Linked DNA regions of Homo sapiens: region 1 is linked to region 2. The links are chromatin loops, found by intact Hi-C in ENCODE. Cell type or tissue: stomach. All regions are shown on one strand. Links, peaks and the distances in the headings refer to the core of each region. The heading gives the core; the rest is flanking DNA.

The links. Peaks named below come from ENCODE experiments on the same cell type or tissue, not always from the same donor. Only the 100,000 strongest peaks of a DNase experiment are listed, where the experiment ranks them.
Region 1: a loop joins it to region 2, with 2.5 times the contacts of the local background. A loop is called at or near these places in 9 of 110 quality-filtered maps.

The regions. Positions count from the first base shown.
Region 1 is chr1:151,173,601-151,178,945 of GRCh38, reverse strand. It overlaps TMOD4 (tropomodulin 4), which reads left to right and starts at 2,965. Exons shown (of 10, transcript NM_013353.3): 1 at 2,965-3,022; 2 at 4,029-4,193; 3 at 4,399-4,555; 4 at 5,331-5,345. The coding sequence starts at 4,071. VPS72 (vacuolar protein sorting 72 homolog) reads left to right here. Exons shown (of 6, transcript NM_005997.3): 5 at 801-945; 6 at 1,915-2,642. The coding sequence ends at 2,302. In stomach, for the core only: a CTCF peak has its summit at 2,790; no DNase peak of the experiment used is centred there.
Region 2 is chr1:151,241,825-151,247,197 of GRCh38, reverse strand. PIP5K1A (phosphatidylinositol-4-phosphate 5-kinase type 1 alpha) reads right to left here. Exons shown (of 16, transcript NM_001135638.2): 13 at 4,929-5,075; 14 at 4,631-4,760; 15 at 233-278. Among named protein-coding and RNA genes, the nearest start is that of PSMD4, 10 kb to the left of the region's middle. In stomach, for the core only: no CTCF peak of the experiment used is centred there; no DNase peak of the experiment used is centred there.

The sequences.
Region 1 (5,345 bases), core at 346-5,345, 68 kb after region 2:
GCTGTATCACCCTGATAATATTTAGGCAATATGAGTTATAGTCACTGCCCTTAAGGAGGAGACATATATACCAATAGTGCATCGCCATGGAGCAGTATCACGGAGACCAGGCAGGTAACATGAAGTGTGCAGCCAGCCAGAGGGATGGTGGTGAACTGGAGAGGAGTGCCTGAAAGGAGGAACAGTTACTCAGCTCAGCTAATTGTTCCCCTGTAAGAATGCAGACCCAGGGTTGCGAGATTTTCTTGTTGTTTAAGAGCGACCAGAAATCTCTATATTTAAATATAATTTCCTACCTTACTAATTTTTTTTTTGGAGATATGATCTCACTCTGCTGCCTAGGCTGGAGTGCAATGTGGTGCCATCTCAGCTCACTGCAACCTCCACCTCCCTGGCTCAAGCGATCCTTCCACCTCAGCTTCCCAAGTAGCTGGGATTACAGGCGTGTGCCAGCACACCCAGCTGTAGGAGTGAATTGACAGGGCATTTGTAGAGGAGATTTTGGTATCTGGGAAAGCAAATAAGCTCCTCATCAAAGGGTACCTTCCAACTCTGAGGTACTATAGAGGGCCCAGGTGTACTTGAGAAATGAGCAGAGAGGATGTCAAGAAAAAACTTATAAGCAGAAAACTTACAAAATGGGAGGTGCCAGACGGCCTTAGGGGACTTCCATAGTTGTCTCTGGTAGTTGGCAGTGACTAGATAGCCAGGAAGATAATTGAGAGATCGTGGGACAGTACTGGGATATGGGAAAAAGGGACATTCTGATCATCCCCTCATTTCTTCCTTTGACCCTAAAGAGACATATGAGCGGCTCGAGGCTGATAAAAAGAAGCAGGTTCATAAGAAGCGGAAGTGCCCCGGGCCCATAATCACCTATCATTCAGTGACAGTGCCACTTGTTGGGGAGCCAGGCCCCAAGGAAGAGAACGTTGACATAGAAGGGTGAGTGAATCTCAAGAGGAAAAGAGATTGTGTGTTCAGCTCATGTTCTCTTGGCCCCATTTTGCTTGCTTTTCTCACACAGCTCTCCTTAACACTTGGAGATTTCTTTCAGATTCCTAACTCCCTTCAGCTCAATTTCTTTTTCTTTTTTTTTTTTTGAGACATGATGCTGCTCTGTCACCTAGGCTGGAATGCAGTGGTGCAGTCTCGGCTCACTGCAACCTCCACCTCCTGTGCTCAGGCGATCCTCCCACCTTAGCCTCCCAAGTAGCTGGGAGTACAGCCACACATGCTAATTTTTGTATTTTTTGTAGAGACGGTTTCGCTGTGTTGCCCAGACTCCTGGGTTAAAGTAATCGTCCCGCTTCATCTTCCTAAAATACTGGGATTACAGGTGTGAGCCACCGCGCCCAGCCCAGCTTATTTCTTTCTTATTCCTTTTTCTTTTAGCTTCTCTGTTCTTCTCTTTCCTGTTTTTCCTTCTAGCCTAGCTTTCTTTTCCCATCAGTCACTTAGTACGTTCCTCAGAATGTTCCCAACACCCTGCCTCCTTTTTCTCTTTCCTCATCTCTCTGATTTCCTTCTTTCTTTCTTTTCTTTTTTTTTTTTTTTTGAGATGGAGTCTCGCTGCTCTGTCACCCAGGCTGGAGTGTAATGGCACGATCTTGGTTCCATGCAACCTCCGCCTCCTGGCTTCAAGTGATTCTCCTGCCTCAACCTCCTGAGTAGCTGTGATTACAGGCATCCGCCACCACGCCCGGCTAATTTTTGTATTTTTAGTAGAGACAGGGTTTCACCTTGTTAGTCAGGCTGGTCTCGAACTCCTGACCTCGTCATCTGCCTGCCTCAGCCTCCCAAAGTGCTGGAATTACAGGTGTGAGCCACTGCACCCAGCCTGATTTCCTTCTTTCTGTATCTGTTGTCTTCTCTCCTCAGCTCTTTGTGTTTTTCCTTGTCTTTTGTCCTCAGACTTGATCCTGCTCCCTCGGTGTCTGCATTGACTCCTCATGCTGGGACTGGACCCGTCAACCCCCCTGCTCGCTGCTCACGTACCTTCATCACTTTTAGTGATGATGCAACTTTCGAGGAATGGTTCCCCCAAGGGCGGCCCCCAAAAGTCCCTGTTCGTGAGGTCTGTCCAGTGACCCATCGTCCAGCCCTATACCGGGACCCTGTTACAGACATACCCTATGCCACTGCTCGAGCCTTCAAGATCATTCGTGAGGCTTACAAGAAGTACATTACTGCCCATGGACTGCCGCCCACTGCCTCAGCCCTGGGCCCCGGCCCGCCACCTCCTGAGCCCCTCCCTGGCTCTGGGCCCCGAGCCTTGCGCCAGAAAATTGTCATTAAATGAAGAGATGTCTAGTCCTCAGAAACTTCTTTCCTGCCCTGATTGGGGCTCTTGCTGTTCCGTTTCTTCTCCCTGCTTCTCCCCTTTGTCATCTCTGATCTTTGCCTAATCTGTTTCTTTTTCCTTTTCCCCTAGTTCTTACAGGTTTCGTTGTGTTTTTTAATCTAATAAAATAGAAAGATCCCTTTTGTCTGGTGTCCAGTCTAGGGTTGGGAGCAAGAAGTATTTGAATACCTGCATATATTTGGGTCTTTATTCGATAGCATTTATTATGAGCTGTCCTTTCTAAATTGTATTCATTCCTCCAACTAAATTATAAACATCTGAAAATTGCACACCAAAACACATCCTTGTATTGACCTTCCTATCACTTTACACTCACTGTTTTGAATACAGCAGGCACCAAATAAGGAGGAACTGGCTGATTCTAGTCGAACTCATATGTCTCAGACTGGGGCTTGTATGAAGGGAAGTGGAAGAGATGCCATGGCTGTTAATGACCACTAGAGGCTCTCAGGGCTGGGCAGGGTATGGGGGCTGTGTATATGTGATCTCCCACTACCCCCCACCTGGCCAGAGCTAAAATAATAAAATGCTGAGCTCACTGTTCCCCCACCCTCTCCCCCGGCACCGGGCTCCTCCTGCTGCTGGGACAGTGCTCTAGTAGAACAGACAGACCTACTGACACAGGGGAGGTGAGAAGGGAGGTGACCACCAGGACTGGTAGGTGGGGAAGACAGGGGGCTTATGGATGAGAGCCCGGTGGGAGATGGGAGGAGAAGAGTGGCTCCTATGGGGAATGATGTGGAGTGTGTCCCTGTCTCTGTCACTCAGTGTATATTTCTGCCACTGTGCCGTCCTACCCCTTAACTGTGTATAGTTTACATTGTCGATGTGTCTCACATACTTTCTGGATCTTTCATATTCAGCATGGTGTGTATGCATAGCTCCTTATGCGTATCTTATATTGTACAAAATTGTGCGAGTTTAATATTCCCACTGTTTTTAAAGAAACTTTACCCTATTTACACCCATTGGTCTGGTGTCACCTTCCTGTCCAAAGCAAGGGACAGATTATGGGGACTCACAGAGGCCTTACTACCCTTCCCCCAACCTGGAAGTCCCCCAACTGCTCCGAGCCCTTGCTTTCCCTTAAGACTTCAAATTTTAGCAAACACAGAAAGTGAAATCTTGATCCCCCACAATAAAAGGGAAATGAGGATGGGGTAAGAGACTCTCTCTTCCCCTTACACCTCATTGTCCTTGGTTTTTTTATCCGGTTTAGGAAAAAGCCTGGATTATGAGGAGGAGAGGAGGAATTTCCCTGAAGCTCTCTATTCCCCCACCCCTCATCCCCTTTCAATAGGAACTGGGCATAGGACCAGCTGTGTTGGCAGGGCTTCCAGCAGCTGTGTTAGGGCGAAGGCACTGACAAGTGAGGTTATAGGGGAGGGGTGCTGCCAGGATTTCTCTGTCATACCGTGGGAAGACAAACCCAGCTTAGATGTCTGGGATCCCCATCCAGAGTGGCTGGAAGCTGGGGAAGCAGAAAGGAGACTCTAGTTCTAACTCTAAACAACCTAATCTTCCCCACTTCCCATCCTCAACTAGACTTCTAATCTCCAAGAAATCCAATCCAATGTTCTGCCCCCCTGGCTGGTCTCTTTGTGTCCCTGCTGTGTCCCTGTCCATCTTACCATTGTCCATCCTTTTGTCCCATGTTGCCCAGGCTCTGTGAGTACCACACAGTGGGGAGGGGGTGGGGGCCACCATGTCATCATATCAGAAGGAACTGGAGAAATACAGAGACATAGATGAAGATGAGATCCTAAGGACCTTGAGCCCCGAGGAGCTAGAGCAGCTGGACTGCGAACTACAGGAGATGGATCCTGAGGTAGGGGCTCCAGCACAGGGAACCAGAGGCAGTCCCAGGCATTTGGGAAGGGTGTTGGGCTCTGGGTGGCTGAGAATAGGGTTTGCTACAGGACCTAGGGTCCTAAGAAGGCCAGGGGAAAGGTGTCCGGTGATGTTTTAGGGAGCCCTAGCAGTACCTAGGTCAGAGGGGAGGTCTGACTTGCTCCCCAAAACTCATCCCTAAGAACATGCTCCTGCCAGCTGGACTAAGACAACGTGACCAGACAAAGAAGAGCCCAACGGGGCCACTGGACCGAGAGGCCCTTTTGCAGTACTTGGAGCAACAGGCACTAGAAGTCAAAGAGCGTGATGACTTGGTGCCCTTCACAGGCGAGAAGAAGGGTATGGGGACCCTGACATCCATGCCTCGTAGAACCCAAGTGGCTGTGCTGTCTCTCACTCGTCCCCACTCCAGTTTCCCTCTCACCTTCCAGCTCCTAGTTGCCTAGGGACTCAGATGCCCTGACACTTAAATGCGAGCTTGCACTCTTCAGTTCTTTTTTTTTTCTTTTTGTTTGAGACGGAGTCTCACTCTGTTGCCCAGGCTGGAGTGCAGTGGTGCAGTCTCGGCTCACTGCAAGCTCCACCTCCCGGGTTCACGCCATTCTCCTGCCTCAGCCCCCCGAGTAGCTGGGACTACAGGCGCCCACCACCACGCCCGGCTAATTTTTTAGTATTTTTAGTAGAGATGGGGTTTCACTGTGTTAGCCAGGATGGTCTCGATCTCCTGACCTCGTGATCTGCCCGCCTTAGCCTCCCAAAGTGCTGGGATTACAGGCATGAGCCACCGTGCCCGGCCGCTAATTTTTTGTATTTTTAGTAGAGATGGGGTTTCACCATGTTAGCCAGGATGGTCTCGATCTCCTGACCTCATGATCCACCCGCCTCGGCCTCCCCAAGTGCTGGGATTACAGGCGTGAGCCACAGCGCCCAGCCCCGCACTCTTCAGTTCTTGAGAGATCAGGGGGCTAAGGACTCTTGAGTTTGTAGAGGACTCAGGCTTTCCAGTGTCCCTTCGTGACGCAGCATTCTACCTCCTGGAGGAGGAAGGAAACCTGGAGGCCAGGATCTTGGGAGAAATTACCTCTACCTGAGCCATCCTTCATCTCCCCATCAGGGAAACCCTATATTC
Region 2 (5,373 bases), core at 216-5,215:
TGAGATTGCACCACTGCACTCCAGCCTGGGCAACAGAGTGAGACGCCATCTCAAAAATAAATAAATAAATAAATAAATAAGTACAAAATAAAAAAATAATAAAAAATAAAAAACAAGATTTAGGAGGTACCCAGATCCTCTAATCTTGACAATTAACTTCCTGCTCCAGGCCATCAGTGATCCTCTTTATACCTTGCAAAACGTTCACCTCCCACACATCCCAGATACTCACATGGGTGAACTCTGACTCTGCAACTTCAAGCTTTTCCAAGGTTGTACTAACAGGAGAAAAAAAATGGAAGCAGAGAGAAAAAGAATTAGAAGACAACAACAAAGGACTCTCCTTTTAAATCTCATACTGCTTCTCTAATTTTCACTTTGGAATCAATTTAGAATTTGGAAAGAAGAGGCTGAGAAGCTACTAGATTTAGAAGCACACTGTTTTAATTAACCATATTTAGCTTCTTGAATACTATAAAATATTTCCCAGTACCCTGCCCTCTTCTGTTTCAATCTCCAGGTGTCGTAGGTACCCTCTAAGATTGCCCCCAATAATCCCTGCCTCCTGAGATCCATGCCATTGTGTAATTCTCTCTCAAGTGTGGGCTGCATTTAGTGATTCTCTTCTCATGAACAGAATGCAGCACAGGAGATGGAATGTCCATTCTGAGATTAGATTACAAAAATACTGTATCTTCTTCTTGGACTCATGCTCTAGCCCCTGCTTGCCTGCTCTGAGGAAAGCCAGCTCCTATGCTATGAGCTGGCTATGGATAGGGCGATGTGACAAGGAACCGAATACTGCCAACAACCATATAAGTGAGCTGAGAAGCTGATCTTCCCTCAGATAAGCTTTTGGACTAATAGCTTGACTGTAATCTCGAGAGAACCCGAGCCAAAGGCATCCAGCTAAGGTACAGAAACTGGGATAACAAATTTTTGTTTTCTTTTTGAGACAGATCTCGCTCTGTCGCCCAGGCTGAAGTGCAGTGGCACTATCTTGGCTCACTGCAACCTCTGCCTCCCGGGTTCAAGCAATTCTCTCGCCTCGGCCTCCTGAGTACCTGGGATTATAGGCACAAATCACCACACCTGGCTAATTTTTCTATTTTTAGTACAGATGGGGTTTCATCATGTTGGCCAGGCTGGTCTCGAACTTCTGGCCTCAGGTGATCCGCCCTCCTCGGCCTCCCAAAGTGCCAGGATTATAGGTGTGAGCCACCACACCCAGACTGAGATAACAAATGTTTGTTTTCAACAGCTAAGTTTGGGGGTAATTTGTTACACAATAATAGATAATACAGACTTTTGTACCTGGAATTGAGGTGCTGCTATAACAAAAATCTAAAATTTGGGGGTGGTGGCCTGGTGCAGTGGCTCATGCCTATAATCCCAGCACTTTGGGAGCCTGAGGCAGGCAGATCATCTGAAGCCAGGAGTTCAAGACCAGCCTCAGCAACATGGCAAAACCACGTCTCTACCAAAAATACAAAAATTAGCCAGGCATGATGGTGCACGCTTGTAATCCCAGCTCCTCGGGAGGCTGAGGTAGGAGAATCGCTTGAACCTGGGAGGCGGAAGTTGCAATGAACCAAGATAGTGCCACTACATTCTAGCCTGGGTGACAGAGGGAGACCCTGTTGGCAGAGACTGCAGTGAACCAAGATCGTGCCACTGTACTCCAGCCTGGGCAACAGAGTGAGACTCCATCTCGAAAAACAAAATCAAAACAAAACAAAACATTGGGGGTGGCTTGGAGGAGCATTTTAGTGAAAAGGTAGTGTCCTGAATATGCTGTTTATAGAATTTTGGACTTAAAGGGGGTTACCAGTGAGGGCTTAAAGTGAGAAAAATTTTATTGGAACTTGAAGGAAAGGAGATCCTAGTAAGGCAGCAGCACAAAGTTTAGCAACAATGTGATTTGTGATTATGTGAGAAGTAGAATATGTGCCTAATGAATTGGACAATCTAGCTACGGAGATTTCCAAGCAAAGTCCTGAAGGTGCCACCTGGTTTTCTCTTGATGCTTATAATAAAATATAGGAGAAGATAAAGAAATTATGGGAAGGACTATTAAACAAAAATGCCAGAACTTGATAAGTTTTGAAAATTCTAAGCCTCTCCAGAGAGCAAACGATGCTAAAATTAAGAAATGGCAGGCCACATACGGTGGCTCACTTCAGGAGGCAGAGGGAGGAGGATTGTTTAAGACCAGCCTGGTTAACACAATGAGACATCTCTACCAAAAAAAAAAAAAAAAAGGCTTTTGAGCAAGGATAAGCTCCAGAGCACTGCCAAGAAAATGTGGTCTAAAGATGAAGGCAAACATATGACTGTGAAACATCTTATTAAGACCTCAGAAAAACAAAAGGTATTGGTTCAGAGTATAGTCATCCCTCAATATCTGTGGGGGACTGGTTCCAGGACCCCTCCTTGAATATCAAAATCCACAATGCACAAGTCCCTTATATACAATGCTATGGTATTTGCATATAACTCACACACATCCTCCATATACTTTATTTTTATTTATTTTTCTTTTGAGACAGGGTCTCGCTCTGTCACCCAGGCTAGAGTCCAGTGGCGCGATTTCGGCTCACTGCAACCACTGCCTCCGGGGTTCGAGCGATCCTCCTGCCTCAGCCTCCTGAGTAACTTGGACTACAGGAACATACCACCACGCCTGGCTAATTTTTTTGTATTTTTGGTAGAGATGGGGTTTCGCCATGTTGCTCAGGCTGATCTTAAACTCCTAGGCTCAAGTAATCTGGCCGCCTCTACCTCTCACAAGTGTTGGGATTACAGGCGTGAGCCATCACGCCTGGCCCTCCATATACTTTAAATCATTCCTAGATTATTTATGATAACTAATACAATGTAAATGCTATGTAAATAGTTGTTATACTATATTGTTCAGGGAATAATGACAAGAAAAGTCTGTACATGTTAAGTACAGGCCTAACTGTACAGTACATATCAGCAACAACATAACATTTTCACGACTTTTTTTTTTTTTTTCAGTATTTTTTCGTTTCTTTCTTTTTTTTTTTCAAAGGGATGGGGTCTCGTTATATTGACCAGGCTGGTCTCAAACTGCCTCAAGCAATCCTCCCACCTCAGCCTCCCAAAGTGGTGGGATTACAGGCATGAGCCACCACACCAGGCTCTCAAGTATTTTCAGTCCACAGTTGGTTGAATCTGGGATGTGGAACCTGTGGATACGGAGGGCTGATTGTGCTATTCAGTCATACAAAAGGCTGTTCAGAAGATTATGTTTCACAGATCCTTTCAACCGAAAAACAGAGTCTGTAAGAAGCTTAGGTCTCATAAAGAAGATATTTATGAGTGTGGCTTTTGTCTAATGGAGTAAATCCCAAGGAGAATCACAGGAGGCCCACAAAATCTTCTGTATCAGTAGAAACACTGCCATCTTGGATCAAAAAGGACAGAAACAGTACAAAATAGAGACCACTAGTTCCCCTAAAATTCTACTGGAAAGAAGCAGCCTGAGAAAAGAACTCAGGTAAAAACACACTCTAGCTTTGATGAAAAAGGAAGACTCAGAAGACAAAACCAAGAGTCTAGAGGGTAGAGCCAAGAACCACGGAGAATTATTCTTCTGCTTTGAGGCCTGATAAAAGAAACTCCAACATTTCCTGGATTTTGGAACAGCAAATAAAATCAATGACTCCTTTTTGTGCCTCCCATTCTCCCCTTTTATGTACAGAAATGTGTATATTGGTTATCTAATGCCTGTCTCACCATTGTATGCTAGGTACATGGGGAAAGGATAACTTGTCTCTTTGGTTCCACAAGTTCACAGATTGAGAAGAACTGTACTTGAGGAGCTGTGCTTAAGGAACTATACCTGGGGGGCTCATCCAACCGGACCTAATTTAGGTAATAAAACTCTGGACTCTGAGCTAACGCTACAATGGGATGAGACCCTGGGAGGGGGTCAGTGTATTTTCGACATGGAGGTATGTAAATTACTGGAGACCAGAGAGCAGACTATGACAGGCAGTTTCTAAGATGGCTCACAATGATCCCTGCACCTCCTGGTATTCACACCCATGGGTAATTCCTTCCTCTTGAGTGTGGGCTGCATTTAGTGAACAGAATGTAGCACAAGTAGAATGTCAATTCTGAGATTAAGTTATAAGAGGCCATGGTTTCTGCATAGGCACATGCTCTCTTGTTCACTTGTCAGATAGCCCAGGTGCCATGTTCTGAGCTGTCCTATGGAGAAGTCCATGTAGCAAAGAACTGAGGGAAGCCCCCAGACAACAGCCAGCAAGGAACTAAGGCCCTCAGTTCAGCAACCCACAAGGAACAGAATCCTACCAGTAACCACATAAATAAGCTTAAAAGCAGATCTTCCTGTTTGAGCCTTCAGATGAGACCCCAGCCCTGGCCAACAGCTTAAATGCCACCTCATGAGAAATCTTGAGCCAGAGGACCCAGCTAAGCTGGGCCTGGATTCCTGACCCACAGAAAGTATGATATATGTTTGTTATTTTAAGCCACTAATCTTTGGGGTAATTTATTATGATGCAATCAAATTATAGAGGTTTCCAAGGACTTGAAAAGAGAGATAAGATTATATGGAGAAAGGGGCCAATAAACCAACCTTGTAGTTAGCATTTGCAAAGTCTCTCCAACTAGAGGTGAGAAACTGGGGTCAGGAATAGGCGAGCCCTCACTGATTTCCTCCAAAGGTGGAGTCTGAGGTAAAACATCAGGACGACCAAGGTGAACGCCTGGAAAAAAGATAGAGAAGATGGGGTACAGTAAATACAAGGAAAAATATGTAGCAGCTAGGCTTCCTGGATAGAAATGGGAGCAGAGGTCCTGGCCAGACAAGATAAAGGCTCAGAAGGAAGGGAGGGAGTACCCAATCACATGGGGACCCCAGCCCTAGCGCTGACCTGGCTCCACTTCTGCCTTTGTTGTCACTTGTGCCTTGTGTTCCCCAGAGACCGATGGCTGGTAAGTAATGCAGGAGTTGCCACTGGAGCCTGCTCGCCGAGAGAAAGATGAGCCAGACCGAAACTTTTTGGAAGGAGAAGGCTTCACTTCAAAAGGGAAAGAGAGAGCCTACTTAGCAACTACCTTAGCAACTATTACCAAGACATAGATACAAATAATTGCTAGTATCCCCAACACACACCCAAAGTTGGTCTGAAAAGTGAAAAGGCTAATGTCAACAAAGACAGGCCTATGAATTACTATTCAGAGAACAAGGTGTTAGCTCACTTCACTTTCCAAGAGGCATGAAAACCTAGAAGAAAGGAAACATATCCACACCTAACCCCCCAACATGGAGCCTTGATGACTGCTTTACTTCCATCAGATGAAATGTACCCTATTGCA